2 separate regions of the Homo sapiens genome follow, and region 1 is linked to region 2. Evidence: chromatin loops called from intact Hi-C (ENCODE). Cell type or tissue: CD4-positive, alpha-beta T cell. All regions are shown on one strand. Each heading gives the region's core, and the rest is flanking DNA. Links, peaks and the distances in the headings are about the cores only.

Region 1 (10,314 bases), core at 1,160-9,159, 640 kb before region 2:
ATGCCTGGCTGTAATCATTTAATGAAGCATTGAACTATGGAAATGTGGATATGTATATTACCTTGTTTCCATGTGCCTTATTTTTTTATATTTAACATTTATCTGTGAAACGGTACAGAATATTAGTAGGCATGTATTAAACATTTGTGCTTTATGGTGTTCTGATTTTTGTTTATGATATTCTGTTTTGTTATTTTAATAAAGTGGATATTAAGTGAGACATACCTCTTTTCAGTATGATCCATTTGCTGAGCACAGACCTCCAAAGATTGCAGACCGGGAAGATGAATACAAAAAGCATAGGCGGACCATGATAATTTCCCCAGAGCGTCTTGATCCTTTTGCAGATGGTAATTCTTTCCCACTTTTCTATAAGTATTCAGAAATTTATTTGTATTAAGTTGTCTTTAGCCCTTTGATTTTTTTTGGCATGCTTCTGAATTTGCTTTTCTTTTTAAAAATCCCCCTTACTATAGATTTGTATAGATGTGGTTGAAGTCACAGATGCCATATTCTTCATCTTTATAATGCAAGTTTTCTTTCCAGGTAGAAGGACAAGAAAAAAATGAGCCAATGCCATAGAAACGCAAAGGGTTAAAGGTTTTACTTTTACTTTTGTTTTGGGTACGCTTTCTATACTTGGATCAAATGTATTTTTCTGCTCAAAATACTTTCAAATTATTGAAAGTTTTCATTCCAAATCCTAGATTTTTAGGATTGTTACCCTTGAGAAACTGTTTCTCACACTAGAGCTCCCCCCATAGTGCTCTAAATATAGCTTAGTAAAGGCACCTACTTTGCTCTAAGCATACTTAAAGTTAAAACAAAAGTATGTATACGAAGAGTTTGATATTTTTAATAGTTGGAGTCTGTTTTGCTAATTTTAGTGTGCAAGTCAGCACAAGGGGCATAGTGAGCCTGATGGAAGCTTTCCTCAGGTGAGTGAGTTTCACAATCAAAATTAGGTGCCTGTTTCTTAAAATTAGATTCTGCTGCAGGTTTACATACTAGACTTTTCAGCCTGCATGAATTAGTAGGGATATTCTTTTTTTACTTGCATAATTGTAATTGATTTAAACATGTATGCCAGAATTCACAGGCCCATACTAACTGTCCTTAATTTCTTTCCTACAGCAGTACTGCTATATGCCAGTCCTGTCTGCATTCTTAAGGGTGCAGTTCAACACATCCTCTCTAGATTATGGTGAAAAAGTATTCCAAAGGAAGTCTTATCAGAGCTAGTGTCAGAAAGAATGACACTACCAATTGGGCATGATCTTCAGCATAGGAAATGTCTTAGAATTTTATTATTTTTTCCTAAATTGTGATGCTATACTACTTGTATAGCTAGTTACCACATTTCTAAAGCATAGTGTGCCTCTGTGAATCTTGTTATATACTGTTTGGGCTTCTGTAAGATATTTTGAAGTTTGAAAAGCAAATACTGAAACTTTAACCAAGAGACTGACACATCTCTTTGTACACCACGTTGCTTCTGTGTGCATCATAATAACTGGTAGAAGTAATATATTTAAAGTAATATGTTTCCAGTTTTAATTTATGCTTTCTAAGAAATAAAAATATGTTTTCTGGGTCAACAAAACTTAAAGCATGAAGCCCTTTTTAGTAACGTGACATCAGAATAAGATTATAGGTATATTTTTAAAATCAGATTTTCTAAACTACAATTGTTTTAGAACACTGTATGAAGAACTTATCTAGTCATAGTTATTTGTAGTCAGGATTTTAACAGCTTGCAACAGGTAATGTTTTGAATATAAATATCTTTCCAAAGTGTTACTAATGGTAAAGAGATAATTTTCTAGGCTTCTATTCTGCTGCTTGAAGTCAGAACTGCTGATGGAGACAAAGGCACGAAAGTGTACGTATTCCGGATTAGCAACCCAGGAACCCATCACTTCTGAAGACTCTAAACTGTGCTGTCATTTTGTTTTTATATGCATTAAAATATTTGTTTTAAACTGCTGTAGATGTTTGTGTTCAAACAGGTTAAATTGATCAGCAAACTCAATAAAAAGTAAGATGTATAATTATTAAAGTTTTCCATCAAAAAATAATTTAAATGATTATGGAATAACATAATATTTAGAGCAGGGCAGATAAATCAGTTGAACCTGCTTATTTTTTATTTATTGTACTCTTTTTCCTGTTGCTGTTCTTTTCTGCAGGAGGGAAAACCCCTGATCCTAAAATGAATGCTAGGACTTACATGGATGTAATGCGAGAACAACACTTGACTAAAGAAGAAGTATGTAAACCTGTCTCCTGTTTTAATGGTTGTGAAAGAATATAAATACAGTTGTGATTGAGAGACTGTTAGGTTTCTTTTTTGCTATTTGCTGCACAAATAATAGTATTAATAAAAATTAACTGAGAAAGAATCTTACCCCCAAATTATACCACCTTCCAAGTAAAACTTTTCATTTCTATATCCTTTTCTAGTCCTGGGCCCCTTGGCTGTATATGTTTGTATGTATGTGTCTCACAAGGGATTTTTTTTTTTTTTTTTTTTTTTTTTTTTTGGACACAGTCTCACTCTGTCATCCAGGCTAGAGTGCAGTGGCGTGATCTCATCTCACTGCAATCTCTGCTTCCCAGGTTCAAGTTATCCTCCCACTTCAGCCTCCCGAGTAGCTGGGAACACAAGTGTGTGTCACCATGCCTAGCTAATTTTTGTATTTTTAGTAGAGATGGGGTTTCACCATGTTGGCCAGGCTGGTCTCAAACTCCTGACCTCAGGTGATCTGCCTGTCTCGGCCTGCCAAAGTGCTGGGATTACAGGTGTGAGCCACTGTGCCTGGCCATTACAGGGGTGGTTTCTGTGTGGAGAAGGTTGATGGTGTGTATCTGAACTCAGTATGTTAGGGAAAAGTCAGAGTTCAGTGTGAGATTCTGTAAGTTTCGGTTTGGATGTAAGTGGAGAATTTTGAATAATTCCTTTTGGCCTACAGAGATTATGCCATTTTGTCTAATAACTGCCTACTTTTTGTTTGTTTGTTTTGAGTGGAGTCTTCCTTTGTTGCCCAGGCTGAAGTGCAGTGGTGCGATTTCAGCTTACCGCACCCTCTGCCTCCTGGGTCCAAGCGATTCTCCTGCCACAGCCTCCCGAGTTTCTGGGATTGCAGGTGTGCACCGCCATGCCTGGCTAATTTTCATATTTCTTTTTTTTTTTTTTTTTTTTAGTAGAGGTGGGGTTTCGTTATGTTGGCCAGGCTGGTCTCGAACTCCTGACCTCAGGTGATCTGCCCGCCTTAACCTCTCAAAGTGCTGGGATTACAGGTGTGAGCCACCGTACCCAGCCTCCTCCATTACTATTATGAATATATAATAGATTTTATATGTTGAATGAGTTAAATGGGATGGTAAAACCCCATTTTAACAGTACAGAGTGAATTAAATGTGCATCCATTATCACTATGCATATTTACATAATTTGTCAGTATAAATAAAACAATTTTATTATTTTTATCTTTTACCATTTTTCTATCTTGTTCCATAGTCTTAATTGCTATTTATATGAGTTTTGAAGAAAACCCTATTTTTCAGTGGAAGCATTATGGTTCTCCATTGTTGACTGAAGATTTTACTTCACCTCCAGTATATAAACTACAGTGTGCTATGTTACGAATTCTGAACTTGCTTATCTTTTGTTTAGAAAGGCATTATGTAAAACGAAATAAAGACGCACAGACTATGGAACCAGCGAGCGTAGAAAGGAGATCACCAGTACATAGAAAAGAGAATGAGCAAAGTATAAAATAGGATGTTAAGTGGAAGTGATTGCGCTAATGGTAGAAAAATACATTGAAAGCATTTTAAAGGTAAATACTCACTGTTTTTTTCAGCGAGAAATTAGGCAACAGCTAGCAGAAAAAGCTAAAGCTGGAGAACTAAAAGTCGTCAATGGAGCAGCAGCGTCCCAGCCTCCATCAAAACGAAAACGGCGTTGGGATCAAACAGCTGATCAGACTCCTGGTGCCACTCCCAAAAAACTATCAAGTTGGGATCAGGCAGAGGTAATTTCTTTTTGTTTTTTGTTATTACTGTTAAAAAATTTTTTTCTGTTATGGACTGTATTAGTCTGCTTGGGTTGCCATAGCAAGATACCACAGACTGGGTGCCTTAAACAACAGACATTGATTTTTTTCGCAGTTCTGGAGGCTTGAAATCCAAGATCAGAGTGCCAACAGGGTTGGTGTTTGTTGAGGGCTTTCTTGCTGTGTCCTCACATGGCCTTTCTCTGTGCCAGCAAGCTCTGTTGTCCATGCTCTTCCTATGAGGACATCAGTCTTACTAGATTAGGGCCCCACCCTCATGACCCCATTTGACCTTAATTTACCTCCCTAAAGGCCCAGTCTCCAAATACAGTCACACTGGGGGTTAGGACTTCAACATACAGATTTTGAGGGGCATGCAATTTAGTCCATATTATGGAATAAGGAAAGTTCTTTTTAGAATATTAAATACAGACCTGTAGGTATGTTACATTGTGGAGGTTGAGTATGATATAGTGGTCTTCCTTATCTTCTGGATAGATAACTTAAGCCCCTCACTACTGGCAGCAAATAGTCAATGCTACTCCTTTCTCTTGGCCAGTCTACTCTCCTACCTTTTTTTTTTTTTAAACATTTGTTTTGGAGGCTGAATGCATTGGCTCATGCCTATAATCTCAGCACTTTGGGGGTCCAGGTGGGAGGATTGGTTGAGCTCAAGGAGTTTGAGACCAGCTTGGGCAACAGAGGGAGACCCTGTCTTTACAAAAAAAAAAAAAAAAATTAGCTGGGCATAGTGGTGCATGCCTGTAGTCCCAGCTACTGGGGTATGGGGGGTGGTGGGGGCTGAGGTGGGAGGATCCCTTGATCCCCGGAGGTAGAGGTTGCAGTGAGCTATGATCATGCCGCTGCATTCCAGCCTGGTGACAGAGTAAGACCCTGTCTCAAAAAAACAAAACGATGGCATCTGTAAAATCTTTCTTAGAAATGTATTTCCTAGTTCTGTAGAAATGGTTGTATTAGATGTTTTCTATCATTTAATAATATACTTGCAGACTAAAAGATATAAGTGCTGCATAAAAGTAGCTAATTATGTTAAACTGTCATATGTGCCTTTATTATGTTTGTCATTATCCTGAATAGAAAGGTCTTTAAAATTGATTTTTTAGAAAGCACTTGAAAATATTTAATCATTGCTAGAAAAATAAAGCGGCTGGGTGCGGTGGCTCACGCTTGTAATCCCAGCATTTTGGGAGGCCAAGGCAGGCGGATCTTGAGGTCAGGAGTTCAAGACCAGCCTGGCCAACGTAGTGAAACCCTGTCTCTACTAAAAATACAAAAAAAATTAGCTGGGCATGGTGGCGTGTGCCTGTAGTACCAGCTACTTGGGAGGCTGAGACAGGAGAATCACTTGAACCTGGGAGGTGGAGGTTGTAGTGAGCTGAGATTACGCCAATGTGTTCCAGCTTGGGCAACAGAGTGAGACTTTGTCTCAAAATAAATAAATAAATAATTAAAGCTACTCTTTTGCTTATGCACCATTTCCCTTCCCCTCTTGGAGACTCTCATCATGTACCATTAATTTTTTTCTCCATACTAGATTATCAGCACCAGCAAACATGTTTTATCGTGCTTTGTCTTAATAACAGCAACAAAAAACCTGCAGAAAACATCTCTTAACCCCATTCACATCCGCATTCAGCTACAATCCTGTTTCTATATCTTTTTAGAACAAAGTGCTTTGTTCTTTGTTTTTTTCTTGAGGTAGGGTCTCATTCTGTTGCCAAGGTTGGAGTGCAGGGGCGCAATAATAGCTCACTGCAGCCTCCACCTCCTGGGCTCAAATGATCTTCCCACCTCAACCCCCCAAGTAGATGGGACTATAGACACGTACCACCATGCCTGGCTAGTTTTTTATTTTTTTGTAGAAACGGGTCTCACCATGTTGTCCAGGCTGATCTCAAACTCCTGGGCTTAAGCAGTCCATCTGCCTCAGCCTTGCAAAGTGCTGGGATTACAGGCATGAGCCACAGATGCCTTGAATGAGTTGTTTGTACTTGCTTTCCCTGCTTACATAGTTCTAGTCTTATGTAATTTCTAGTCTTTTTATGTAGTTCTAGTCTATTCCACCTAAAATCTCTTGTCAAGGTCACTTGGCCCCTAATTGATAAATTTAAAAAGTGTATTTTCATTTCTCACATGATTTAGCATACCAAGAATATTTGACATTTCTTCATACCCTTTTCTCTCTCAGTCTCTGGGTTTTAGTCTTTCTTGCTTCCCCTCAAAATCTCAGTGGCTACTACTCCTTAGTCTTGTTTGCTGGATCCTCATTCTTCTTACCTCTGAACTTTGGGGTGTTATAGTAGTGCTGAGTCTTTTGGATTCTTTTCCATCTGTGCTCAATCCCTAGGATCTCATTCTTGTCTTTATGTACCGTTTGTATAAGATAGCTGCCAAACTTACAAATCTGTCCTCTGCTTCTGTTCCGCAGACTTGCGTATTTGTTCAGCTTGACGTATTTATTTGGCTGTTCAATGGGCATTTCAAAATCAGTATTTCTAAAAGAAAATTATTGATTTTCTTCGCATACATGTCTTCTCAGTCCTGCTCCCCTGGTCTTTCCTGTGTCTGTTTGGCTCAAGCAAAACATTAAGGGCTGGGCAGAGTGGCTCAGGCCTGTAATCCCAGCACTTTGGGAGGCCAAGGTGGGTGGATCATTTGAGGTCAGGCGTTCAAGACCAGCTTGGCCAACATGGTGAAAACCCCGACTCTAGTTAAAATACAAAAATTAGCCCGGCATGTTGGCGGGCACCTGTAATCCCAGCTACTTGGGAGGCTGAGGCAGGAGAATCACTTGAACCCGGGAGGTGGAGGTTGCAGTGAGAGGAGATCGTGCCACTGCACTTCAGTCTTGCGACACAGCGAGACTCTGTCTCAAAAAAAAAAACAAAACAAAACAAGAACAACAATAACAAAAAAACATTTAGGGAGTCATCCTATACTCCTTATTCTCTTACCCCATATCCTACCCATATACATTTTCTTGGCATCACCTTTAAATATATTAAAGAGCTAGCCACTTTTCATGATCTCTGCCTCTACCATCCTAGTCTAAATCACTATTAGCTCTAGCCTAGACTGCTATAGATTTAATTTATAAACCAAGAAAAAACCTATCAGATCATGCAGTATTTCCCCAAACCCAGAACAGGGATATATAAAACCTAATACATAATTTCTAAACAATTTAGTTTAAGGTGAGGACTTCTCATTTGCTTGGTTATATGTAGGAGGGATTTGGTTCTGTTCAATATAAGTAACTACTAGCTTTATTTTTAATTTTAATTTTAATTTTTGAGACAGAGTCTTGCTCTGTCACCCATGGGTAGCTGGAGTGCATTGGTGCAATCTCAGCTCATTGCAATCTCCGCCTCCCAGACTCAAGTGACTCTTGTGCCTCAGCCTCCCAAGTAGCTGGGATTACAGGCATGTGCCATCACGCCCAGCTAATTTTTGTATTTTTAGTAGAGACAGGGTTTCTCCATGTTGGCCAGGCTGGTCTTGAACCCCTGGCCTCAAGTGATCCCCCCACCTTGGCCTCCCAAAGTGGTGGGATTACAGTTATGAGCCACCATGTCCAGCCAAGTAACTAGTAACTTTAATTCTATGGATGACATTCAGTACTAAGTTTGAGAAAGAGAAAGAAGTTTGTCCTCCTGTTAATTGTTTAACTGTATGCACATAACTAGACACAAGAGCTGATATCTTTTTTTTTTTTTTTTTTTTTTTTTGAGACAACAGTCTTGCTCTGTCACCCAGACTAGAGTGATGATTTTGGTCCCCTGCAACCTCCACCTCCCAGGTTCAAGTGATTCTCCTGCCTCACCCTCCCAAGTAGCTGGGATTACAGGTGCCTGCCACCACGCCTGGCTAACTTTTAGTAGAGACAGGGTTTCGCAGTGTTGGCCAGGCTGGTGTCAAACTCCCAACCTCAGGTGACCCACCCGCCTTGGCCTCCCAAGGTGCTGGGATTACACGTGTGAGCCACTGCGCCTGGCATGAGAGCTGATATGCTGATATCTTTCTTATAAAAACTACAGAGACTCGGCCAGACGCGGTGGCTCACGCCTGTAATCCCAGCACTTTGGGAGGCCAAGCGGGCAGATCACCTGAGGTCGAGAGGTTGAGACCATCCTGGCCAACATGGTGAAACCCCGTCTCTACTAAAAATACAAAAAATTAGCCAGGTGTGGTGGCAGGCACCTGTAATCCCAGCTACTCAGGAGGCTGAGGCAGGAGAATCGCTTGAACCCGGGAGACAGAGGTTGCAGGGAGCCGAGACTGCGCCATTGGACTCTGGCCTGGGTGACAGAGTGAGACTCTGTCTCAAATAAATAAATAAATAAATAAATAAATAAATTAAATCAGAGACTCAGACTTTTTTAAAAATTCTGTTCATTTAATACAACTGTACCCTAGTCATAATTGTAGGAATTACAATAGATAATAGAATTCATTTCCCACCTTTCCTTATAATTCAGCAGGAGGGACAGATGCCAGAATGGAGATTTTAAACAATTTGTGTGCTTTATTTACCTAATCCAGAATTTTTCAACCCTGAGTAATAGTAAAATCTTTTTTTTTTTTTTTTTTTGAGACAGAGTCTCACTCTCACCCAGGCTGGAGTGCAGTGGCGTGATCTTGGCTTGTTGCAACCTCCGCCTCCTGGGTTTAGGCAATTCTCATGCCTCACCCTCCTGAGTAGCTGGAATTACAGGTGTGCACCACCACACCCAGCTATTTTTATTTATTTTTATTTTTTATTTTTAGTAGAGATGGGCTTTTGCCATGTTGGCCAGGCTGGTCTCAACTCCTGGCCTCAATTGATCTGCCTGCCTGGCCTCCCAAAGTGCTGGGATTACAGGCATGAACCACCATGCCCAGCCCTGAGTAGTATGTTTTTAAGGGAAAAACTATTGAGTCTTAAACTTGTTTAATGGTACCATGCAAATTTGCAAACATAAAGGTAGATGAAGTCCTTGTGTCTATAAGAGCTCCCAACTTTCCCAACTTTTTTTCTTTTTTTTTTTGAGACGGGGTCTCACTCTGTCGCTCAGCCTGGAGTGCAGTGGTGCTATCTCGGCTCACTGCAAACTCTGCCTCCCGGGTTCACACCATTCTCCTGCCTCAGCCTCCCGAGTAGCTGGGACTACAGGCACCCGCTACAACGCCTGGCTGATTTTTTTTGTATTAGTAGAGACGGGGTTTCACCATGTTAGCCAGGATGGTCTCTATCTCCTGACCTTGTGATCCGCCCGCCTCGGCCTCTCAAAGTGCTGGGATTACGGGTGTGAGCCACCGCACCCGGCCAAGAGCTCCCAACTTTAAAACAAATATATAAAGTACATTACACATCCTGTGGAATACTTACGAGGCAGTATATAAGTACAAATTTTGTTTTCTTTACACTCAACTCTATGCTACTTTGATATGATACTATCTTTATTGGTGGAGATTCTTTTGCTATTACATGCAGTCAGTTGTCCAACTATTACTCTCTGTTTGAACTACTGTGGAACCCTTGATGTTACTTAAACCCACCTCTCAGCCTGGGCAGCATAGTAAGACTCTTATCTCTCCAAGAAATAAAAAATTAACTGGGTGTGGTGGTGTGCGCCTGTATGTAGTCTCAGCTACTCAGGAGGCTGACATGGGAGGATCACTTGAGCTTGGTAGGTGGAGACTGCAGTGAGCCGTGATTGTGCCACTGCACTCAACCTGGGCGACAGAGTGAGACCCTGTGTCAAAAAACAAATGAAAATCCACCTCTCATCTTTTTTCATTAATCTTGCCAGCATCAGCTAGGGTAATATTATTTGGTACACATGTAACTGTACATACAAACTGATCTCAAGATTGAAATCATGTGACGGTATCTGGTTATAATTACATAGGTGGGGCCTGGTGCGGTGGCTCACGCCTGTAATCCCAGCACTTTGGGAGGCCAAGGTGGGTGGATCACGAGGTCAGGAGTTCGAGACCAGCCTGACCAACGTGGAGAAACCCTGTTTCTACTAAAAATACAAAAATTAGCCCGGCGTGGTGGCAGGCACCTGTAACCCCAGCTACTCAGGAGGCTGAGGCTGGAGAATCACTTGAACCCGGGAGGCAGAGGTTGCTGTGAGCCAAGATCATGCCCCGGCACTCCAGCCTGGGTGACAGAGCGAGACTCTGTCTCAAAAAAAAAAAAAAAAAAAAAATTACATAGGTGATCTAAAGCATGTTTATATTAATTAAA
Region 2 (8,000 bases), core at 1-8,000:
CTTGAACCCAGCAAGCAGAGGTTGCAGTGAGCCAAGATTGTGCCACTGCACTCCAGCGTGGGTGACAGGGAGAGACTTCATCTCAAAAAAAAAAAAAAAGCTATAGATAGATGTGCACGTTTGTAATGAATGTTTAACTTGGGGCTTTTATTTGTGGTCTAGCCTCTCTTGACAACACTAGTAGAACAGAATCCTGAAGATATGGGAGACCTATACCTAGATGTTGCTGAAGCTTTTCTGGATGTTGGTGAATATAATTCTGCACTTCCCCTCCTCAGTGCTCTTGTTTGCTCTGAAAGATACAACCTTGCAGTAGTTTGGCTTCGTCATGCAGGTAACACTTTTTTGTGGGAGGAAGAAGTTTTAATCATATAAGCAGCCAAGAACTTACTTTCCCAAGATGGTAATAATTATTATAGTGCAAGTGTTTCTGGTTTCAGGGGAGTTTTTTGAAAGTCAGTATTTTAAATTGTCTTGCTAGGCTACTAAGTGATTTCCCCATCACTAATGCTTTGGAGGAATGATTTACTTAATGATGCCAGAGTGAAGTTGAAGGACTCACATTTCCCTTAGATGCCTGTCTTGAACCTCTCTTAACCATAGGGTCTGGTTTCTAGCAAAGGATTGTCAGACTTGGGGCAAAATCTAATTTTGAAGAGTTTTTATAGATTTATATTTAATATGTTATATTGGGAAAAATTAATATATTTTTCAATGCTCTTTGAGCCACACATACTCAAAATTGGGTTTTATCAGCCGTTTATTACACTGTGCCTAAGTCCATAGTAATCTGCAGTGAATCATTTAGACTGGAAAAAATAGCTTAAGAAACATGACTAAATCTTTTGAAGAAATACATGAAAGCAAAAAGTATTCTAATAGGATTTCTTATAGAGTCAACATAAAAGATGCATTAAAAATCGAATAGTCTTGGTTTCAAATACTGTGTGATGGCAGAAAACTCTAGTGGCTCTTACATGAAAGCAAAAAGTATTCTAATAGGGTTTCTTATTGAGTCAACATAAAAGACGCATTAAAGATCGAATAGTCTTGGTTTCAAATACTATGTGATGGCAGAAAACTAATGGCTCTTAAGTATTATATGATGACAGAACTCTATAATTAGAGAAGCATTGATTGGCATTTTGGGGCAGTAGTGCACTCACATCACAGATATGAGCTAGGAAAGAGAGCACTTAATGATTAAGATAACACTTTTCTGTTTAGATGAATAAATATGAATACAAATGTAATACCATCGTAAAAAGCTGCATTATTTGTGAGATTTGAATTTTAAAGATATGAGCAGGATATCTTAGTTTGTATTGCCTTTCTACTTAGGGCTGTGATATTGAAACTGCTCCTGTGTTACTAATAGTGTATACTTTAAAAATCCTATTTAATCATGATTCTGATCAATGCTGTTTCCATTTTGAGCCCATGTGGCTTGAGATGAATGAAAGATAAAATCTCAGAGTCATCTAAAAATGATAAAGAAATTTGGGATCAGTATATAAGAAAGATAATTAGAGGAATTCAGTTATTTCAGTAACAAAATAACAAAATGTTTTTAAAGTGAAAAATGAGAAAATGTAAGAAATGTCACTGTGATGATCCATCCATATTAATGTTCTTCCTTTATTATCAAAATTTAACCTAAAGATGATGGTCAGGAGAGATTTGAAAAAGCAACTGGAGGTAAAAATACTTAGGAGATACAGTGCAGCGAAAAGGATGGAAAGAAGAAATGCTCACAGAGACTTGTTTTCACGTTCAAATGATCGCATGTATTGATTGATTGATTGACTGATTGGGTGTAAAGTTTGAGAAATAGGGCCCAGTAACCTCACTCTGAGAACTTATACTCAGGAACTAATTGAGTGGGATGAGAGGAGGTAGTTTCTATTGGGGATCACAAAACTTGGGAGCCTGGCAGGTAACAAAAATGAGTGAAGTGAGAGAGAGAGAATACTAGGGAGAGGTGGAAACTGAGGAGGCCTTTCTAAAGGGCACTTTCTCTGCATGGACTGATGTGTCATGTGGGAATGGGGCACCCACTGTGGCCAAATACAGAACTTTCAAAAGAATCCAATACCCTGGATTTTATTAAAATCCTAATTTTAAGAAATGTAGGATGTTAATAGTTTTTAAAAGCACTGTGAGCTAATAAAACATACCTGTGGGTTACACTGGTCTGCCGATTGTGTGCTCTGGTTTATATATGTGAAGATGTTTACTGCAGTATTATTTATTAGAGTAAAAATTTGAAAGCAACCTAAATGGCAAATGATATAATTACATAATCAGTTTGATTATGTAACCATTCAAAATGCCAATGAAGACAGTGTTTAAAATGTAATGCTCAATGAATAAAGCAGAACCCTAAATTATATGTATACACTGATTACTCCTTAGCAATTTAAATTTATTAGATCGATTGATTAATAGAGATTAGGGATAGTTTTAAAGTACTAGAAATACGCATTCATTTCTTGTTATAATTTTTTATATTGCTATATTTCTTTTAAAATGGAAGAGTAATTGTGGCCAGTTTACAAATCTGTAGTTCATACTTTTGCTTTATTTTAACATCATCTTAGAATGTTTAAAGGCCTTAGGCTATATGGAGCGAGCTGCTGAAAGCTATGGCAAGGTGGTTGATCTGGCCCCACTCCATTTGGATGCAAGGATTTCACTTTCTACCCTTCAGCAGCAGCTGGGCCAGCCTGAGAAAGCTCTGGAAGCTCTGGAACCAATGTATGATCCAGATACTTTAGCACAGGATGCAAATGCTGCACAGCAGGTGGGCCATGTCACATAGAGGGAAGTTTTTCTTGGTATATTATATTTTAGAACTTTCTCCTCCATTAAGGATGTCTCTATAGCTTATATCCAAAATTTTATTTTAGTGTATTCAAGTTTTTGAAAAATGATTTTAAGTATTGGATTTCAGCCACTGGTTGGGTTACAAATTATAGTTTTAAAATATTGGCTCTTAATTATTGTGAAAGACCATAAAGCAATATGGTTTGTTTTTTTAAAAATGTTTCTATGCAAATAAAACAATTTGTAGAAAAGGAATCTTGTTAGGCTCATCATCATGTGCTTATTTGTTTAGGAACTGAAGTTATTGCTTCATCGTTCTACTCTGTTGTTTTCACAAGGCAAAATGTATGGTTATGTGGATACCTTACTTACTATGTTAGCCATGCTTTTAAAGGTGGGTAATGATCTTTCTTTATGTTAGCCTTGTTGACTTTTTAAATGTTTAGTATTTCATTTAAACATAGATTATACTACTTTATAATTGTTTTTCTTCATTAAACTCAAACTTTTAAAAATGAAAGATAAAAACAAAAAAGCTAGAGGTTATTGGTATATGACTGAAAGTTCTTGACAGTAGCTTAAGTGAAAATCTTCCCTAGTACATATTTAGAAAAGTGAGCACCATGGTCTATCAGATATTGGCCCTGTGGACAGTACTATGTGCCAAAATTACTCACTTTGCAAAAGTATTTTCCAGATCTAATATTCTTTCCGAGTCCAGCTTATTTGCAGGGAGGTAGCTCTGTGGGTGTATCTCTGGGGATGTGTGTATATGCATGTTATAATGTTAACGTGAATTGCCTTTTTTCTTTCTGAGGTGAGGAATGTGACCCAAAATTCCTTTGGTAAGAGAAAAATAAGTCAGTTCATTCTAATTTTAGTTTTTTAATATAGTAATTTGGTTTCCTTTTTTCTTACTAAGGGAGCTTTCAGTCTTGTGGCACCTGTGACCCATAGGTTTTCTTTAAAAAATTATTGTTTAGAGCTGGGTATGGTGGCATGTGCCTGTGGTCCCAGCTACTTGCGAGGCTAAGGTGAGAGGATCACTTGAGCTTAGGAGTTCAAATCCAGCCTGAGCCAACATAACAAGACTTTGTCTCTAAACAAAACAGTTATTGTTTAAAGAATCTGAAATCTTCATCTTTAATTCAGGTAGCAATGAATCGAGCCCAAGTTTGTTTGATATCCAGTTCCAAGTCTGGAGAGAGGCATCTTTATCTTATTAAAGTATCGAGAGACAAAATATCAGACAGCAATGACCAAGAGTCAGCAAATTGTGATGCAAAAGGTAATAACTTCATTTGCATTATGTTATATAAAATTTGGCTGAATTGAAAAAGACTCATGAAGTAACACTGGACAGCAATCTAATTGAAAATATACTTTTCAAATAAAATGAAATTTTCCAATCTAAATCTCTCAAGTGTAATAAACTCATTCGATGTTAAAAAGGAAAGGCTAAATGTAAATACTTTAAATTAAAAAAAATTAAAAGGAAAGCATCTGCTTGGATCTGTGAAAGAAGTAAAACAAAACTTTGACTTTTTAAAAAGAAAATATATTTTAAGAAATTTGTGAAGATTAGATGACAGTATAGATGATTTGTCCAGACTTCACTTATATATATTCCATTCTCTATGAAATAATTTTTAACAAATGTAGCAATAGTCATAGAAACTCTTTGAAAATAAGTTGCTGTGACCTAGTCTCAAGTAATATAACTTTAAAAGACTACAGATTCTACCTCTGCAGCTTGTGTTTTTAACCATGTTTCCTTATGTTGTATTTTTCTCCCTGTGTGATCTGCCTGTTTTCTTTCAGTGATTCCTCACTGGAGGTCCATGGTTAGTTTTTCTTAGGCTCATAAGGTTTTGTTGTTTTGTTTTGTAAATTTTATCATGGTGAGGATCACATTACACTGGTGTACCAGGATAGGATGAACTAAGCCTTTTTATGTTACATGCAACTTTGTACTGTGATCTTTTCACTTTACATTTTCTCATAGACATTTTATCATGTTGCTCTGTTCTCTTCATAGTTATATTTAAGGAATGTGTAGTATTCCATTGGATAGTGGTTCCATAATTTAATCATTTTCTTATTTTTTGGCATATGGTCACTTTTGGCAGTTTTATAAGCAGTAATGTAGTAAGCATTTTCATACATACAGATTTGTCCATATTTTGTTTAGGATAGATTCTCAGAAGGAAAATTATTGGATCAAAGACAGTAAAATTTTTTATGGCTTTTGATATTCCTTAAGGGCTATCAAAGGGAGGCTTTTTACAGAGAACTAAGGAAGAGAAGGAGGTTGTTAAAGAGACTTGAGATCAGAAAAAGATCAAGAACAACTTGAATCTCAAAGTATGAATTTGAAGTATTTTGCTGAGCAAACATTTGAATGCCTGTATGTACGTAATCCTCTATCACTGGGGTCCCCAACCCCGGTACCAGCCCGTGGCCTGCTAGGGACTGGGCCGCACAGCAGGAGGTGAGCAGTGGGTGGGCAAGCGACCATTCCCACCTGAGCTTCCCCTCCTGTCAGATCAGCAGCAGCGTTAGATTCTCATAGGAGTGCAAACCCTATTGTAAACTGCCCATGCGAGGGATCTAGGTTGCACGCTCCTTATGAGAATTGAATGCCTGATGATCTGTCACTGTCTCCCATCACCCCCAGATGGTACTGTCTAGTTGCAGGAAAACAAGCTCAGGGCTCCCACTGATTCTACATTATGGTGAGTTGTACAATTATTTCATTATATATTACAACAATAATAATGGAAATAAAGTGCACAATAAATGTAATGTGCTTGAATTATCCTGAAACCATCCTTCTTAGCCCTGGCCCATGGAAAAATTGCCTTGCATGAAACTGGTCCTTGGTGCCAAAAAGGTTGGGGACTGCTTCCCTATGGGATTACAGTCATAGAAAGTATACTTGTTCTACCCTGGAGGAGATATATCTTAGCTAGCAAGGAGAAATGCAGATGGAACTAGCTGGAACTTGTAGAGACCAAGTCCGAATCAGGTGCCTGGGAATGCAGATTGTTAAACTGGCAGAGAAGAAGCGGATAGTATTGAAGGAGTGTAAGCAAGCAACTACCCCTTCTCATCTTTGTCCGGAGAGCACTGGCAACAATTTAGGCTCATGGTTATTAAACTTGTCTTAAAATTGATGATGTGAATTTTTCTAATACTGCTATTTCTGGAAATACAGTGTCCTAACTGGTTTTCATTGGTCTCATTTTAGCAATATTTGCTGTGCTCACAAGCGTCTTGACAAAGGATGACTGGTGGAATCTTCTGTTGAAGGCCATATACTCCTTATGTGACCTATCCCGATTTCAAGAGGCTGAGTTGCTTGTAGATTCCTCATTGGAATATTACTCATTTTATGATGACAGGCAAAAACGCAAAGAACTAGAATACTTTGGTCTGTCTGCTGCAATTCTGGACAAAAATTTCAGAAAGGCATACAACTATATCAGGTGATTTCCCAGTTATTTATTTTAATTAGATTCTTTAATAGAGTAAGTACATGTACTTTGATTTAGAAGCTACTTTACTTTTGGCTCTCCCATTAAACAATAAACTGGTTAATTGGTGATTCCCAGAGGCAGTATATAAGAAGATGCACTCTAGGACCAGACTTTCTGGGTTCAAATCCCAGCCCTGACGCCTACTGGCTGCGTGACCTTAGGCTAGTTAGGTAATCTCTAGTGCCACAGTCTTCCCACTTATAAAAGGATATCATAATACTGCCATCTCATAGGGTTATGATGAAGGTTAAAGGAGTTGTTATGCCTTTTTAATAATGCCTGGCAATTATTATTATTATAATTATTATTATTATTTGAGATGGAGTTTTGCTCCTATTGCCCAGGCTGGAGTGCAATGACACAGTCTCGGCTCACCGCAACCTCCGCCTCCCAGGTTCAAGCGATTCTCCTGCCTCAGCCTCCCAAGTAGCTGGGATTACAGGCGTGTGCCACCAGGCCCAGCTCATTTTGTATTTTTAGTAGAGACGGGGTTTCTCCATGTTGGTCAGGCTGGTCTCCAACTCCCGACCTCAGGTGCCTCAGCCTCCCAAATTGCTGGGATTACAGGCGTGAGCCACGGTGCCCGGCCAATGCCTGGCAAATATTATGAATTGTTATTCGGTACTGCAGCTATAGTGGGCAAGGAGAGAAAAAGTGAAACCTAAACCACTTGCTCCTGTTTTAGTTTAAAAGTTTTGTTGAAAGTAGAAATAAGATATAGAAACACTAACTTAAGCAACATTTTCTGGGAAAAATCTTTTATTGCGTAGGAGAGTTTTGCTTTAAATAGATTGAAACTATCTGCTTTTCCTTGTTGGAGGATGGTACATTTCAGTGCTGGTAGGACAGCACTGAAGGGTTTCATTTTTAGAAATCAGGAAGATTTTTACATTATTTTCTCCCTCACCCTCTTCCTGCAATTTTAGGATAATGGTAATGGAAAATGTCAATAAACCCCAGCTCTGGAACATTTTCAATCAAGTTACCATGCACTCCCAAGATGTACGACATCATCGCTTCTGTCTCCGTTTGATGCTGAAAAACCCAGAAAATCATGCCCTATGTGTCTTAAATGGACACAATGCATTTGTATCTGGTAGTTTTAAGCATGCGCTTGGTAAGTGTCCTGGCACGTGACTTTGTCAAGCATAAATAGTGTGGTGAAGAGCCTAGCCTCTGGATTGGAACTGTCTGGGTTAATTATCAGCCTCACTGTGACAAATTATTCTACCTCCTCCTGCCTCAGTTTCTTGATCTCTAAAATGGAGATAATAATTGGACCTACTTTGTAGATAATTGTGAAAATTAAATGAATCAATATAAAGAACTTAAAACAGTGCCTGGCACATATAGTAAGTGGATATAATAGCAAAAATGATAATTACTAATATTAATATTTGTTATTCTTACTAAGCTTTGGTTGTAAAAGGCTGACACAGGTCTTATAAAATTCATTTTAACGGTCAACAATTCTCCCTGCTTAGGCCTATTTATTTTTAAAATGATTTTCATTAATTATGGATGCTTTTGCCACCTGATTTTAATTTGCCATAATGCAAAACATTCAAGATTTGCTGAAAGTTCATTCCTTCAGGAGCTAAATCTATATTAAGATTTATTTATGTGGTGGTTACT

What was found. A loop is a pair of places that touch in the nucleus more often than their neighbours do. Peaks named below come from ENCODE experiments on the same cell type or tissue, not always from the same donor. Only the 100,000 strongest peaks of a DNase experiment are listed, where the experiment ranks them.
Region 1: it touches region 2 in a loop (3-fold over the local background); 20 of 110 quality-filtered maps call a loop at or near these places.

Annotation. Positions count from the first base shown.
Region 1 is chr2:197,410,464-197,420,777 of GRCh38, reverse strand. It overlaps SF3B1 (splicing factor 3b subunit 1), which reads left to right. Exons shown (of 25, transcript NM_012433.4): 4 at 236-350; 5 at 2,190-2,269; 6 at 3,867-4,037. Among named protein-coding and RNA genes, the nearest start is that of SF3B1, 19 kb to the left of the region's middle. In CD4-positive, alpha-beta T cell, for the core only: no CTCF peak of the experiment used is centred there; no DNase peak of the experiment used is centred there.
Region 2 is chr2:196,771,230-196,779,229 of GRCh38, reverse strand. GTF3C3 (general transcription factor IIIC subunit 3) reads left to right here. Exons shown (of 18, transcript NM_012086.5): 10 at 163-334; 11 at 2,601-2,803; 12 at 3,119-3,220; 13 at 3,979-4,114; 14 at 6,077-6,314; 15 at 7,292-7,482. Among named protein-coding and RNA genes, the nearest start is that of GTF3C3, 24 kb to the left of the region's middle. In CD4-positive, alpha-beta T cell, for the core only: no CTCF peak of the experiment used is centred there; no DNase peak of the experiment used is centred there.